2 separate regions of the Homo sapiens genome follow, and region 2 is linked to region 1. The links are chromatin loops, found by intact Hi-C in ENCODE. Cell type or tissue: PC-3. All regions are shown on one strand.

Region 1 (8,000 bases):
CTAAGTCTTTTATAATGAATAAACTCCAGATTATTTAAGTATACATGGAGCCAACAGGGATTTAGCACAGAGTATTAGGAAACAGAAATCTCTCCTTTTATGGAACTACGTGGACCTACAGATGCTCGTTCAGAAAAAAATCATTGAAATTTTAAAATGGACTTATATGGAAATATGTAAACACAAAGTTTACATTGTGTCACTTTTTGGACACCTTCTCTAAGGGAGTATTGGAATATAGCACCCAGTCATCCAGTCAGTGAGAACTGTATACTGTGCCTGTGTGGGACATCAAGAAATACAGGGGATTGCTAATCCTCCTCAAGATGTGTGTCAGGATGTGCTTTTCAAAACACTGTCTCAAAATCACTGAAATCACTCCATCAGTCACAGACACCTGAACAAAAACATGTCCTTTTATGTCTTTATACAACTGTTCTGATATTGGGGTTTTAAATATCAACATAAACCTTGCCAAATTCTTGAGGCTTATGTGAAGGCTTCAGTTCAGCCATTTGTTGTTCGAGTATCTTCGTCCTGTCTGGCACCTTGGTTTTAGAAATAGACACGGCAGCCTCAGAAAATGGAATATCCATAAATCACTTATGATGATGGAGTGTGACTTTATTTTCGTGATCATTTTTGCCCAGGTGCCTGTTACTGTGTTACTAAAACAGAAGTAGACACTATTCCACTGTTTGGCATAGAATCTTGACAAAGAACTATTTGCAGAGGAACAGGCTTAGAATCTTAGTTTGTTTCATTATCACCAAGAGTTTCAAGGTTTGAAGTGTGCATCCTGGTAGGGTAAAGTGTTTGGGACCAAGATCAACTACCTTGCTGAGAGTCCAGAGGAGGAACTGCTTATTTCTCATAATGGTCTTGAAGTAGAGTCTACCATGGGCTGTCTGTTGACACGCAGCATGCACAATAAAGAACCTTCAGTTTTAATTCTTGGTGGCAAAGTCACGTCCTATTCTTTGGTTCTTTTCAAATCCAGATTGAGAAGTCTGGCTTATGGAAGAGCCTGCCCAACTCGTGCACTTCCACTTTCTGGCTTCATAGCTGGTGCTAGAGATATCTGTCCTTAAGGTGTTACCATGAAAGTCTCCTGCTATTTCATGAATTTATATTCTTGACCTAGCTCAATTGTGAGTGCCATAAGGGTGGCAACTTATCTTTTATTGCGTGTGTATTTTCCCCACAGCACCTATTACAACATTCTGAGTGCAGAGAAGTTCTCATTGAATATATTGACTGAATGACCAAGATATTTGGAAACACATTGGAGTGGTGACACGATGTCAATATAATCTCTGGCTTGTGGTGAGAAACATACAGAATTTTAGCTATTGTTTCTCCAGATGCTCTGGTGTAGAGTAGTTGTGTTGTTTTGCTTTGTGTCATCTGGCCTTACCCTCCATTCCCTTCCCTTCCTTTTCTTCCCTTTTCCCTTTTTAAAAAATTTTCCCTTGCTTTCCCTTCTTTCCCTATCATCTTTTTAAGAAAATATATCTGCATGGTTCTTGAAGACTTCTCAGGGATATGAGGATGGAGAGTTTAGTATAGCAAGATGTCATAAGAACAATGTATGTTCCACATGGTTTGCCTCTCAACCTTTGAGTCTCAGTTTAGTTTTGTGTAAAATGGGGATATGACATCTGTGTTGTGGAGCTGGTTGCAAGGATTAGATATTTTAAAGGTGCCTAATGTTATTAGCAATTGGCATCAAAGGAGCTCAATAAATGGTATAGATTCTTTTGTTGCTGAAAATTTTGAAATTAATTTTTTTTTTTTTTTTTTTTTTTTGGAGATGGAGTTTCGCTCTTGTTGCCCAGGCTAGAGTGCAGTGGTGCAATCCCGGCCGACTGCAACCTCTGCCTCCTGGGTTCAAGCGATTCTCCTGCATCAGCCTCCCAAGTAGCTGGGATTACAGGTGCCCGCCACCATGCCCAGCTAATTTTTTTTTTTTTTTGTATCTTTAGTGGAGATGGGGTTTCACCATGTTGGCCAGGCTGGTCCTGAACTCCTGACCTCAGGTGATCCACCTGCCTCAGACTTCCAAAGTGCTCGGATTACAAGTGTAAGCCACCACGCCCAGCCTGAAATGGAAATTTATAACTAATTTTTGTTACTCAAATGAATTATATGTTCAGTCATTTCTATTAAGCTGTTAAAAAATGGAGTAGGATGACACAAAAAGGCTCTACTTTCTGTTCCAAGAATATTTTCCACACAGTTTTGCAGGTGACAGGAACAGACCCACACAGAGCATGCTGTACTGTTTGGTACACAAGTCACTCAAGCTATAATCCTCTGTTTTCCTACAACATTATTCATTGTTTTAAAATTCTTTCTGTGTGTGATAAACCTATTTCTTTTTGCTTTCTAGATGAGTATAGTTACATAAACCCCTGAGCGTGAGAGTATGTGAGTGAATCAGTGGGCAAAGGATAAGTGTGAAAGTTACTGTAAAATATTAGTTGGATCCTTAACCTACAGTTAGTAATACGTAAGTGATGGAGAACGAAGGTCTTACCTATTTGACTTGCTTTAGCGTATGAAGGGTAAATATAACAATTAAAGAGCTGATCATGATTATTCAGAATAAGGAAAACACATTTCTCAAGACTAATTTTCTTGATTACCAGTTTTCAGATTGATGTGACTTTGACACAGGATATTTCTACTTGGAGCGCATCTCAAAATATCTTGTACTAATATAGCTTTCGTTCTATAAAATTTGATTCATCAGTAGGAAATCTGTCATAAGAGGAGAATATGAAATTCAACCATAAGCCGACCTGAGTTAGAAATACAGCTCTACCATTACTAACCATGGGATCTTGTGGTGTAATAAAAAATATAAACTTGGTCTTTGCCCCTGGTTCCTGGCACAGATTTCTAAAACCCTTGGACTTCACTGTCTTTTGTGTACTAATGAGATGACTAAACCATGGGCAGAGGCTTTAGAGAGTCATGTGACTAGAATGTTAGAACTGTCAGCCCCACCCCTTGATTTCCAGAGAGGAAAGAGGGGCTGGAGATTGAATTTAGTCACCAGTGACCAATGATTTAGTCAACCGTGCCTATATAGCGAAGCCTTCATAAAAACTCCTAAGCGACAGTGTTTGGTGAGCTTCTTAATTGGTGAACATGTTGATATTCTAGGAAGGTGGTGCACCTGGAGAGGGCATGGAAGCTCTGGACTACCCCTCTACCCCTTCCATATCTTGTTCTAGTGTCTCTTCCATTTGGCTATCCTTTAAGTGTAGTGTTTTCCTGAGATCTATGAGTTTTTCTAAGGAATTATAAACTTGAGGAGAGGGTCGTGGGAACCCCTGAATTTGTAGTCAGCTGGGCAGAAGTGTGGGTAGCCTGAGCACCCCACTTGCAGTTGGCATCTGAAGTGGGAGAAGTCTTGTGGGATTGAGCCCTTGAGCTGTACGATCTGTGTCAACTCTGGGTATTGACATCTGAAGAATGATGAGTTTCATAAATTTGGACAGGAAAACTATTTCTCATAAAAGAGAAATAAACTGGCCATTCCACAGGCTAGGAACCATGGCCTTTGGCCACCGAGAGCAAGCACTTTGAGGGAAGGAAGCATAATACAGGAATTTATGCTGAACAGGTTGGCTAAGTATACATATTTAATAGCTATATAAGGAATATTTGAAAGGAGAAACATATGCATGCACAACTGAGCTTCATGGCTCTTCATGAGTCACATGTTCGAAAATAAAGGGTGTTGTTAGCATGGTCCAAGGGTGGAGTTTTGAGCTCGCTGATGTCAAAAGGTGAAGCAGAGGGACACGAGAACCCTCACTGTGCATCCTCCATGAGTTGGCCAAAACCAGCCTGGAGAGGGTGGTTAGTTTTCAGGAAGGATGCATTGTGAAACTGGTGAGTTGTCATGTAGAAACAGCAAAGAGGGAGGGGAAGTGCAGACATGGCCTCAGATGGTTGGTTAAAGGTGATTAATGAAATGAGTTGTCTGTTTCTTCTTTTCCAAAGCTGGTTTCTGTTTACTCCTTAGGAAAGAATTCTGGTTAAAGGTTAATAAGAAAGGAGCATACTGAGGCATGTCTCACCACTTGTCCTGTCATGGCCAGGAACTCAGTTTTTAAGATTTCTCTGGTGTCTCCTTGGGTCTTAGGATTTTGTTTTTATTTCTCAATAGTTGTTGGAATTGAATTAAATTGTCGGACACCCAGTTGATGTCAAAGATTTAGAGAATTTGTTTGGAAAACAACGTGTATTTGGTGTCCAGAAAAATAACATAGTTCTAAAGCAAGTTTCTGAACTACAGTAAACTTTTTAGTAATCTCTCTTTAAAAAGCTGGGGGGTATTGTAAGACCTTAAAAAGTGGTTAGGAGGACCGAAGGAAATAATGTATATAAATCTCCTAGTGCAGTGTTTATTTAGTAACTGTACATAAATTACATAAATGTTAACACCCACCCTCATTTTTCCACCTGAGTTTTAAAGGAGTGCCAGACATCTGTGGTGTACTGTTTAAAATGTGGTGGAGAGCATGGCAAATAAATCATTTATGGAGGCTCTAAATTACCTGGTGGAGAGACAGAAAGGAAAATCCTGAGAACTCTGCATGAAATGGAAAAATATGGAGAGTTATCTTTTGTGGTACTTTAACAGACAATTGAACAACAGTTTCACCCCAATATTTATAAATGGCTTGATAACCAGAAAGGAAAGCTCTTTTAGCATATTGTCTCTGCCTTGTTGAATTTTTTTATTCTAACGATTTGGATGACATCATGGAGGGCTTGTTTGGCAAATACGTTCAGGGGGAGAACTTGCATATTTGATGAGTAAGGATGTCAAATAATCTTCTTAGGCCCAGAGACGTGGACCAAAATCGAAATGGTGAGTGTCGACACCAAGGGTAGTTGTAGACATCTACAATCACCCTTGGCGGTTGGTTATAGGCATATTGTGTTATTGTGTTATTGCAAGAGCTATAAAATAAGTAACATTCACTACTTCAGAGTAACCAGAGAAGGGCAACTATCTGGAATGAGGGGTGGACAAAGGGACTACGGAAGTTGCGCCAACTAAGGAAGAGTTCAAGGCCCAAATTGTTTCTCTACAAGAACAGGGATCTCAACTTTGTTGATTTATTTAAAGGGCTGTCATATGCAAGGAGACACAAACTTATTCTGCTCACTCTAAAAATCAGTGTTAGAAACAGTAGATGCATAACACTGAGAAGTAAAATCCAGTTCAAATTATGAAAGACTTTTCTGATCATTAGAGAAATTTAAATGTTGAATTGGCTACTTTACAGAGTAGAGACCTTGTTGCTGGAAATTTTAAGCAGAGGCTGCATGATATGATGAAGAGTATAGTCTAAATAGAGTCTCTTCCAATTCCACCTCTACAAATTCCATAAAATATTTTTTAAAATATTGGACTGCATTAAAACCAAAGGAAGACATTCATAATTCATCTAGCTTTGACAAATCAAATTTGTTTGTTTCTATCCTGTATTAGGTCCCCTTTTAAGGACAAGAGACCCAGACATAGTATGTAGTTGAGTGCATCACTCAAGATACACGCATTCTCAAGTTACTTGATTAGCCTTGCTGTTGAACCAGCCACAACTTCCAACTCACCAAGTCACTATTATCCGTAGCAGCTGTCAGTGAGTGGTCATACCTATGGAAGTTTGCATGGAATGTATGTTCTTTTCTTGATTGTTTTATTAGCTGTTTTCAATTTCTACTTTTTATTTTCACTTTAAAAAGATGGAGAACAACATTTCTTGAGGCAGACACTGTTAATTGACTATCCAGTACCCATTTCTCCCTTTTTTGTTGCTAACAGAATCCAGATTCTATGCCCAACTCCAGACACAAGCTCCAGGAAATACAAGCACTTTCCCAGACTCTTTTGCAGCAAGAGGAAGTCATATAACACTGCTAATGAGATTTAACTGGAAGTCTACTGGGGGCTCATCAAGGCGTACTCTTGCCTTGAAAATGGATTTGTGACCGAAGCTAATGCGGCCATCTTGAGGCAAAAGGGGAAGGCTGAGAGAATTTTAGAGATATCACCCCTGACATTGCTGAGCCATAGAACAAACATCAACACCTGCTTTCTTCTGGACATCTAGCTAGATAAGAAAAAGACACCTATATGTTTGCTTATATCACTGCCTTTGAGTTTTCTGCCACTTGCAGTTGAAATTACTCCTAGTTGACCATTTGCCCTTGGCCTTATTCAGTAGTCAACAAATACTAATAAAACTTGTGCCTTGTGCTTTGTGGGATCCTAGTCACTGTACACAAAGATGAATGAGACAAGAGTACTTCCTTCAGAGAAATCTCAGTTTCAGCTAAGGTCTAAAAGCAGTCAGACAACAGCATAAATATTCAGTTCCTTCTTTTCACTTCTTTTCCTAGGAAGTAGGACTATGGGATGATACATTAGAATGACTGGAGGACAGCTGTTTCAGGAAGTGAGGCCTGTGTTAATTGGCACCTGAATGCTGTTTTCATCATGTGCTTCCTAGGGTTGTTGTGTTAAGATTTTGGTGGCATCTGTACCTGGTGATTTAACTGTTGAGAGGGAAGAGGTAGGGGCAGTGTTTGAGGAGAATGTTAAATTGCATTAATTTTCTGGGTACTTTATTTAGCTCTATTTATCTAAAAGGTGCATTACCACTGTAAACTGTGAATAAGATATTTAGAAATTTCTATTTAAAACCATGTGAATGCTCTTTGTAAGATGCATTTTTGAAGTGGCAATTTATCCCCAAATATCTTGATGATCATGTATTAATATTTTCAGGGAAATGATACATATATTCTTTTCAAGAACTATATATAAACTATGTCTTTAAAAATAAACTCAGCAAAATATAATCTTTAAATAGAAAAAAAAATACCCAAAAGGAAATACACCAAATGTTCATCTAATGCCACTGAATGTTAGGAATTTGTGTGATCAAGAAAATCTTCTTTCTACTTTTTTGACTTTATTCTAATTTTATTGTAATTAGGAAGCATTATTTTTATACTCTAAAAAGAATGAGTCTAAGGAATTATGTACCAAGTCATGACAAATGAATTGACATAGAAACAGCAGAACCATTTTTAATGTGTTTATATAAATAGATCTGTATAATTATAATTAGCTTCTTAAGCACATACTGCTAAAAAGAACAGTTCTATTTACTCAAATTGAAGCTGGCTTTTATTACAATATACAACTCAGTAAGTTAGATGATATTCTAAAGAGAATGAGATAATGGCAGCATTAAAGCCATTGTATTCAGTATGTCTATGTATTATGTATCTGTGCATTAATACCTATCTATGTATGAAGCAGTCAGTGTTACATATCCAAAGCTTTGGTATCAACCTAAAAAGGCTGATGTATTGCTTCTGGGACCTTGAGAGAAGACTATATTGTCACATCCTTTTTATGTGATAAACTCAAGAATCTTCTATTGAGGGACTCTTTTCCCTAAGTGGATGATACTTGATTCTTAAATTCATAAAACCACTGTAAGAAGAGCACACAATCATATATTTTAGATTTTGAAGTCCAAACCTTTAATTTGAAAAGATGAAGATATCAAAGCTTAGTGACAAAAGCATTTTATTCAATTATCTATTTGATAATCATTATACTCTTACTTGACATACAAAGATGATTAAGTGATGGGCCCTGCATTACCACCATTAGGGCCAGGAAGCGGTTCAGTGGATGAAAAGCAGGAAAGCTCAGTTCATGGGAAACAGGGAAGAAAAGGAACCTACATTAAAATTGAAAGCACCCATGGGATGGCAACTGTGGCAGGACAGAGTCACTGATGAGCTTCACTTAAGTAGATTCATCAGAAAGGTGGAGGCAGAAACTAGCTTTTGGAGGAGAGGGGAGGTGGGGAAGGGAAAACATTGGCGGTAGGTTTTCTCTTCTTTCAAAGGTAAATAGGGGTTTGGGGACCAGAATTCAAGTCTGCTGACTC
Region 2 (8,000 bases), 120 kb before region 1:
TTTTTTTTTAGAAATGTAGCACTACCACCCACACAGATGTGAGAGGCTAGAAAACAAAAATGTTCCATGAATTTGGAATCTTTAAGCTTAGAATGATTGGGCCTAAATCCCTATTCTAGAGCAGGTGTTCCCAACCCCTGGCCATGGACCCATACCAGTCCGTGGCCTGTTAGGAACCAGTGCACACAGCCAGAGGTGAGCAGCAGGTGAGCCAGCATTATTGCCCAAGCTCCACCTCCTGTCCGATTAGCTGCAGCATTAGATTCTCATCAGGGCACAAACCCTATTTTGAACTGCACATGCAAGGAATCTAGATTGTGCAGTTTTTATGAGAATCTAATGCATCCCCCACCATGGTCCATGGAAAAATTGTCTTCCACAAAACCAGTCCCTGGTACCAAAAAGGTTGGGGACCACTGCTCTAGGGGATTGGCCCCACAGAAGACAGCCTATTATTGTGAACAGTACTGTGCTGTATGCACCACTGGTCTGTTTTAAGAACTTTAAATTTTAGTGAATTAAAACTGGACTAAAGGTGGGTACAAATGATAAAATGAGCAGGCAGTTGTTGAATCACTATACCTCCGCAAATTGATCCCAGACCCATTGACCATTTTTAGTAATAATCTGGAGGATGGGATATATTGTGAAATTTCTGTCCCTTGCAGTAGGCTAGTCCAGCATATTACAGATACTCTTCCCTGTCCACCTAGGGGAGAGGGAATGGGAATACTACTACCCATTTGTCTAGAATTTTCCTGGAAATGAATAAAGCAGTTAGCACCTGACTTGCTTGAACTTCAGTGTTCTATGCTGTTCATGGGAAAGTTACCGAGGCAGTTTTTGAGTTTCTAAAGGGAGGTGGGTGAGTGAGCATGCATATACATTTAATTTTATTTTCCTTTTCCAGGTTTCCTATGCTCGCCCAAGTTCAGCTTCTATCAGAGATGCAAATTTATATGTCAGCGGACTTCCAAAAACAATGACCCAGAAGGAGTTGGAACAGCTTTTTTCACAATATGGACGCATTATTACTTCTCGTATTCTTGTCGACCAGGTCACTGGTAAGTAGACAGCCACTCCGGACAGTCTTTCCCTGTCTCTGACTAGCAGATTGTGAAATATTCTGTCTTTCCATGTAGCAGTCTTGCTTCTAGAACATATCAAAGGTATATGTGGGCCAGAAAATGCAATTTTCTGCTGGAATTGTTCATAAATATGCATGGATAAAAATAGATTGTGGAGTATAGTGAGCGTGCTTGAGTCATTTCCACCCTGAAGGTGCAGGATTGAAGCCTGTTTCATGGCTTGTAATAAATTTATAGATGCTATAATCTTCATTTCCAAGCCACTGTGTGATAAAAGCCCCCATCCTGCTTATAGAGTACTAATAAACAACCTTTCTTTTGTCAAAAAGCGAAGTTTAATGCAGCGGTATGCAGCTAGTTCTCCAAGGGAGGATTACACTACATCCACACTGGTAATTGCTGTTCAGGCTGTTTTCCAGGTTCATGCTGTGCTGTATGGGCATATGTAAGAGTTTGAAATTTTGAATGTTAAAAATTTATTTTATTCCTAATATCACTGTTAGCCCAACTGAAATGGGAAGACTAAAATGTTCATTAAAACTCTTGAATGTAAGGGAGTTGTTCTGCCAAATCTTAGTTAACAAAGCTATAGCAATATAGATTTGATTATGAATTTTAAAAATAAAATACAGATACAATTTTCTATTATAAAAGCAATACTTGGCCAGGCACAGTGGCTCATGCCTATAATCCAAGCACTTTGGGAGGCCAAGGAGGGCGGATCACCTGAGGCTGGGAGTTCAAGACCAGCGTGACCAACATAGAGAAGCCCCATCTCTACTAAAAATACAAAATTAGCTGGGTGTGATGGCGCATGCCTGTAATCCCAGGTACTCAGGAGGCTGAGGCAGGAGAATCACTTGAACCCCAGAGGCGGAGGTCACGGTGAGCTGAGATCATGCCATTGCACTCCAGCCTGGGCAATGGGCAACAAGAGCAAAACTCCATTTCAAAAAATAAGTAAAAAATAAAATGAAAGCAATACTTGTTCTTTAGGAAACAGTTAAAAAATAGAGAAACATTGTGAGGAGGAAATATTAGCTGTAGTACCATAGACTGAAGCAGCCACATGAAGATTTGTGAGGTTGTTTTTGTTTGTTTTTTTAAGGTAGCTTTTCTCCTCACTGTTTGTTTCTCTCCCCGCCACCCGTATAATAATAATACCTTGGAGGCATGTTGTATATTACAATGTCTAATTCTTTTAAAGCAGTGACTTCAGAAGAAAATTGAGCCAGATTTTTCATTCATCAAGTGAAGATCCATTTAGTTGATCTGAATCTAATCAGAGGAGCCCATATTACCTGCCTCTGTGTTGTTAATTGGCTTCATAGGAAGCACCACCTTTAGAGTTCTGAGTAGAGAGAGCTAGCACTACATGCATGCCTGGGAGAATAGCCTACAGATTTTGCTGTCATGAGACTATTTAGTCAAGTGAGAGTATATAAAATACAGCCTCCTTAATTGTGTTAGTTAATTCATAATACTTATACATTGCCACCCTGTGTTGTTATCACATAGACTAATAATGGTGTTAAATAGAAATCCAGGCCTAGAAATAAAGATGAATTTGTTCAAAGCAACAAAAATATTTTTTATTTCATTTGTGCTTTCTAATTCATTCATTCTGAGATCTTGTGAATTGAGAGTAGGTTTCACCTATGACACAAAGTGCGTCTCATCTTTTACCTGCTAGTCCATCACAGGTGGACCTAGCTTGTTTTAGTCAGCGGTTCTCAAGTATGTCCCGCACCTGCAGTATCAGCAGTCTTCTGGAACCCTGCTAAAAATGCAAATTATTGGGCTTCATTCAGAACCTACTGAATAAATCTCTGAGGGTGAGCCACAGGTTGTTCTTAGGTATGCTTAAGTAGGAGGACCACCGATTTAGGTGACTCTAGCTGTGTAGAGGCTGTTTTTTTTTTTTTTTTTTTTTTTTTTTTTTGCTAATCTGATGCTTTTCTAATGGAACAGCTAAATTCTAGAGGTTATTAATTCTTAATAGGCGCTAGTAGATAAGTGAAAGGATTTGCTATCATTTCACTATTTATTCTTCATACTTAAGGCTTTCAAAGTGAACTTACTCAATTTACCTGAAATGAAAAATGAAACCCTGCAATTTTCTTATTCAGCCATCAGGTGGTAATAATGTGCAATGCATGCTCTTTAAATAGAAAAGGTAAAGTGATAGGGGCTGTCTTAGATACGCATATGTGGAAAAAATGCTTTGTCTACATTAGAAAATTCTTAGTCATTGACCTTACACAGTATTAATTTTAAAGCAAGTAGACCTTCTTTCTTTTTTTTTTTTTAAGCTCCTCCAAGTATGATGGTCCAGTGCTCATTTACTTGCCAAAAAAAATTTCCCTGCCACTGCTTATCTCATGATGACCAGCTGTGGTCACCCCACTAGCCTGTTCACGCTAATTAAATGGAATAAGCTGGGTTTCCCTCTACAATTTTTCATAACCTGGAAAGGTTCTTGGCTATCCTTTCCCATTTGTGTCTTTCACACTGGGGAGAATGTGGGGCAGGGAGTGATCTTCTGTAGTCAGGAGTGATGCTGCTGAGGTCAGAAAGCTTTGATGCTTTACTTCTAGAAATTTATTTATTTTTAAAATCTACGTCTTTTCTTTTTCTCCATATAATATTTTTCTGTAATAAAATATAGCTAGTCAGAAGCACAAGAGAGCTTCAGAGAACTGGAAGAGCATTTTCAGGCATTTTTTTCCTAAAGGACCTATATCCTATGCAATATTATTAAGCTGAATATATTATTTAAAATTTCAACCGAAATGTCTTTCTACCACAGTGTATGTATTTTTAGCATAGCTTTGTAGCATTTTTAGCAAATTCTTCTTTCTGTTCTCCTTGTTTCAAGGACAGGAACTACTGTGTCCCTCATTTCTGAGCTGCTTATCCAATAGCACAAATTGAAAAATGGAACTCCGGTACACTATTGACATTAAAAGAGTGTACGGGAGGGAGGTGGGAGAGAGAGAAAACATGGACATGCTTGTGTTTTCTTGTCTTAGCTGATTGGAATGCATGTGATAATGGGTACTCAGATTATGTAAGTGACACGAATTTTTCTAAAAATGCAAAATTGTGATTCTAAACTGAATGGCTAGTAAGTAAAGGGGAAAGTTTCCTCCTGGTGTGATTTTGTGGGAAATGTTATATGTAGGTGAAAACATGTTCTTGAGAAGGAAAAATTAATGTGTCCTTTCTTCTCTCCTTCCCTTCTCCTTCTGTTCCCTCTTTTCCAAATCTTTACTCAAATCTACCATAGGCATATCAAGGGGTGTAGGGTTTATTCGATTTGACAAGCGAATTGAGGCAGAAGAAGCTATCAAAGGCCTAAATGGCCAGAAACCTCCCGGTGCCACGGAGCCAATCACTGTAAAGTTTGCTAATAACCCAAGCCAAAAAACCAATCAGGCCATCCTTTCCCAGCTGTACCAGTCTCCAAACAGAAGGTATCCAGGACCGCTAGCTCAGCAGGCACAGCGTTTTAGGTAAGTCTGGTTTGGTTCTTGTGCCCAGCTACTAAACTGAAAGAGAATACTCAGGTTTACTGTCCAGTACTTTTATTGACAGGATCTCTGGTTTGCTTTTGTCAGTGTTGTTGGTTTTATTACTATTAATTTTTCATCTCCATGGGCACAGAGAGAATCTACTTGAGGAATAGTGTCTTTTGCTAATATTGAAGGTGGGGACCAAAGGACAGTAACCTACAGCAGTGATTCTTAACCAAGGGTGATTTTTGCCTCCCAGGGAACATTTGGCAATGTCTAGAGGTATTCATGTTGGCACAACCTGTGGGGGTGCTACTAGCATGTAATGCTAGAGGTCGGGGATGCTGCTAAGCTCCTACAGTGTACAGCATAGCCCCAGCAACCAGAAGTTACCTGGTCCAAAGCACCAATAATGCTGTGGTTGAGAAATTCTAATCTGTAGCTTTCTGGGGTTATCTGAATTGTTTCCAGGGCTTCAGATTTCCTTTTTTTTTTTTCTTAAAGGATTTTATTCTCATGTGTCAATTTTTAGGTCAAGCTGTTTCTGTTACTTCACTTTATAGTATGTGCACCATTAAGGGTATATAACCTATGTGACTACGTGAAGTTTCTACAAATGAGTTCCTCTCTTCCTTTTCAAAATTGTTTACAAACAGGTTGGCAGACTTTCTCTGTACAGTACCAGATAGTAAATATTTAACTTTATGGGTTATGGTCACTGTTGCATCTGTCTTGTTTTTGTTTTTAAACAACCTGTTAAAAATGTAAAAGCCATTCTTAGCTTATAGCCCATACAGCAACAGGTGGGAGGCAGTCTCCATTTGGCCTGTCGGTTGTAATTTACTGACCTCTCTGTAGTTCATAGAATGACCGTGGCTTTAGCCCAAAGAAGACACTCTATCTCACTGACAGGTGTACATATGCTAACTGTTTAAGTTTTATTCTGATCCTGGGATAACAAACCAGGAGTCATTCAAAAAATCTCTAATCTGCATGTGAGAAGAACAGTGACTTTAAGAAGTTAAGCAGAGCAGAGAGTTTTTGGTTTCATAAGCAAGTCATGCAGTTTTTATTTTCCAGGACATTTTTAAATATCCTTTTTGGCCATATGGTACACTATACCCAGAATGCTATCTAACCCCACACTGATTTTTAAAAATTATTTCCAAGTGCATATCAATTTTATTTATTTCATTCATGGGACAGAATAGTTAATTACCAAAAATATAATCACAAATATAACCTAATAAGATCAGGAGTTATGTTTTCTAGCTTAAATCTATGCATTTATTTTTTTCATTGGAATATTTGCAGTGCTGAAGAGAGTGGAGATAAAATCAGTTAAAAATAGCTCCTTTTAAAAAAATACTAAATTATGTTGCTTGAGATATGAGAAGGAAATTTGTTATGAATGCCACATTAAATTTCAACTTAAGTTGGCCTTTGCCGTGGGAGAAGAGGTGGTACTGTCAAAAGCATTGAGCCTTGTACTTCATGCTCTGCTGTGAGGAAAAGGCATTGGTATTAAAAAAAAAAAAAAAAAAAAAAAAAAAAAAAAAAAAAAAACCTTTGCCACCTTTGACTTCCCATGGTAGTGGTGATCAGACTAGTGTGGGAGATGCGTGGGGCTGCCTGATGCTTGCCTTTGTGGAGAAAGAAGTCTCACAAAGAAAGCCCTTTTTCAGCTCTGCACATAGGTTTCCTCTGTGACATCTTAAGTGAATAATATATGTATAAATATACTTTTTTAAATTGCAAACGTAGGATGAACAAGCCTGAAGGAATTTTACAGGTATTTCCTAGGCAGCTTGTCCAGTTAATTTCAGAGCTCTTTGGGGCCTTGAAAATGATCTCGAGTTTAGATAGAACAAAGTTCTTCATAATGTATTGGTTGATTTTTAACATTGTGAAGTTATAAAATGTTTGCTGTTAGTGGAAAGCTATATTAGCTACTTTTTTTTTCCAGATTGAAGCAATGATTTTGTTTGATAGTTATTAAGTAAAACAAAGTTCTTGGAATCAAGATTGAATTCTTAGGAAGATTGAGAAGACAGGATTTGGGAGAGTGCCTGATTATTGAAATGGCAAGGCTTGTAGGTGACTCAGGTGCTAGGTTGTTGATGGGTGTCAGCCCTTAGGTTTACCTAGCCTCCATCCCTGCAGGCTCTGTGCTTTTTATTTTTGGTTGAGTAAAGCTTTACAGGATGTTCTTATGGTCAAATTTAATTATCTTTTTCTGGCCCATTCTGTGTTTTTATCTTTTAGTACCATATGTTATCATTAACTTGAAAATTCTTTTTCCTTCACTCCTATAGAAAGACATTTTGGAAGAAGAGAATAAGAGATTGTCAGTTGTAAGGGAAACTTGGTTTCAGAAAATGGGAGAAATTGTTATTCTCTCTTCAGATTTTTAACTGTTGTCCCATTCACCCCATTTCTCATTCCTCCCATGATCCCTGTCCAGATAATAAAATATGAACGAGTTAGTGTGCTCAGAGATAGTGTTTGATCTAGATTGGGTGTGTTGGAAGAAATCAGATTTCAGGTTTAACCTGATGTTTGATGCTTTTCTTTAATACAGTATATTGAACCTGGTTGTCATTATCTTGATTTCCGCCCCACTCCCCCTTCTTCTTTCACCTGATAAAGAAACTTGAATTAAGGGCTTGCTTGTTTTGTTGGTATTTTGCTGTTTTCTGTAGTTCGAGTCTAAATCATCACACAGATATATTTTGTCCCTGATATTTGTGTTTTAATGCTCTTGCCTTGAGTTTTTGTCACCTTTCAGCAGACATGTAGAAAATTTCTCACTGTATTTTTATGTTCTCATAGTACCTTGGGAGTTGAGAGAGATTGAGCAATATAAGTTATATGTATTATGGTCAAGAATACTTTTAATAATCATAAAGTATGAGCCATATCTTTTATGGTCAAAAAGCTTAAAAATCCATGTAATAAGGGTTAAGTTTAAAGGTGGGTTTGTGAGGTTTATGGCTTAGTCAATCTATGAATAATCAGAGAATTGTTGTAATATGAGCACTGCTGGTCTAATACGCTTATTTAATTGACTGCAGTTTTCAAAATAGGACAAGCCTTATTTATTTGGATGGATGGTGTAATTCAAGCCCCTTAAGTATATTCTTGGGACATGATATCAGAATTAAACTTTAAGCCAAATTTTTTCATGTTCTTTTCTGTGAAACAGCTATAATTTTATTGAATATGATCTAGTGTAATGACCTGTGTGCCTGCTTCTATGAGCCTTTATGCATTTTTTAAAAAGCCTTTTAAATGAGCACTTGAGTTGCCTTTAAGGCATGACGTACTGGTTGCATTATCACAATTTCCTTTTGGAAGAAACCGGTATCAATCCCCTTGAATACTTTTCCTCTTTCTT

The links. Hi-C counts contacts between places; a loop is a spot of excess contacts. Peaks named below come from ENCODE experiments on the same cell type or tissue, not always from the same donor. Only the 100,000 strongest peaks of a DNase experiment are listed, where the experiment ranks them.
Region 2: a loop joins it to region 1, with 10 times the contacts of the local background. A loop is called at or near these places in 2 of 110 quality-filtered maps.

The regions. Positions count from the first base shown.
Region 1 is chr9:23,578,020-23,586,019 of GRCh38, reverse strand. The region is part of intron 11 of LOC101929563 (a long non-coding RNA gene); the gene reads left to right. Among named protein-coding and RNA genes, the nearest start is that of ELAVL2, 240 kb to the left of the region's middle. In PC-3, no CTCF peak of the experiment used is centred here; DNase peaks (open chromatin) are centred at 2,989 and 3,879; H3K4me3 peaks cover 758 bases; H3K27ac peaks cover 5,779 bases.
Region 2 is chr9:23,697,982-23,705,981 of GRCh38, reverse strand. It overlaps ELAVL2 (ELAV like RNA binding protein 2), which reads left to right. Exons shown (of 7, transcript NM_004432.5): 4 at 911-1,064; 5 at 4,378-4,603. Among named protein-coding and RNA genes, the nearest start is that of ELAVL2, 120 kb to the left of the region's middle. In PC-3, a CTCF peak has its summit at 3,207; a DNase peak (open chromatin) is centred at 7,591; H3K4me3 peaks cover 544 bases; H3K27ac peaks cover 3,179 bases.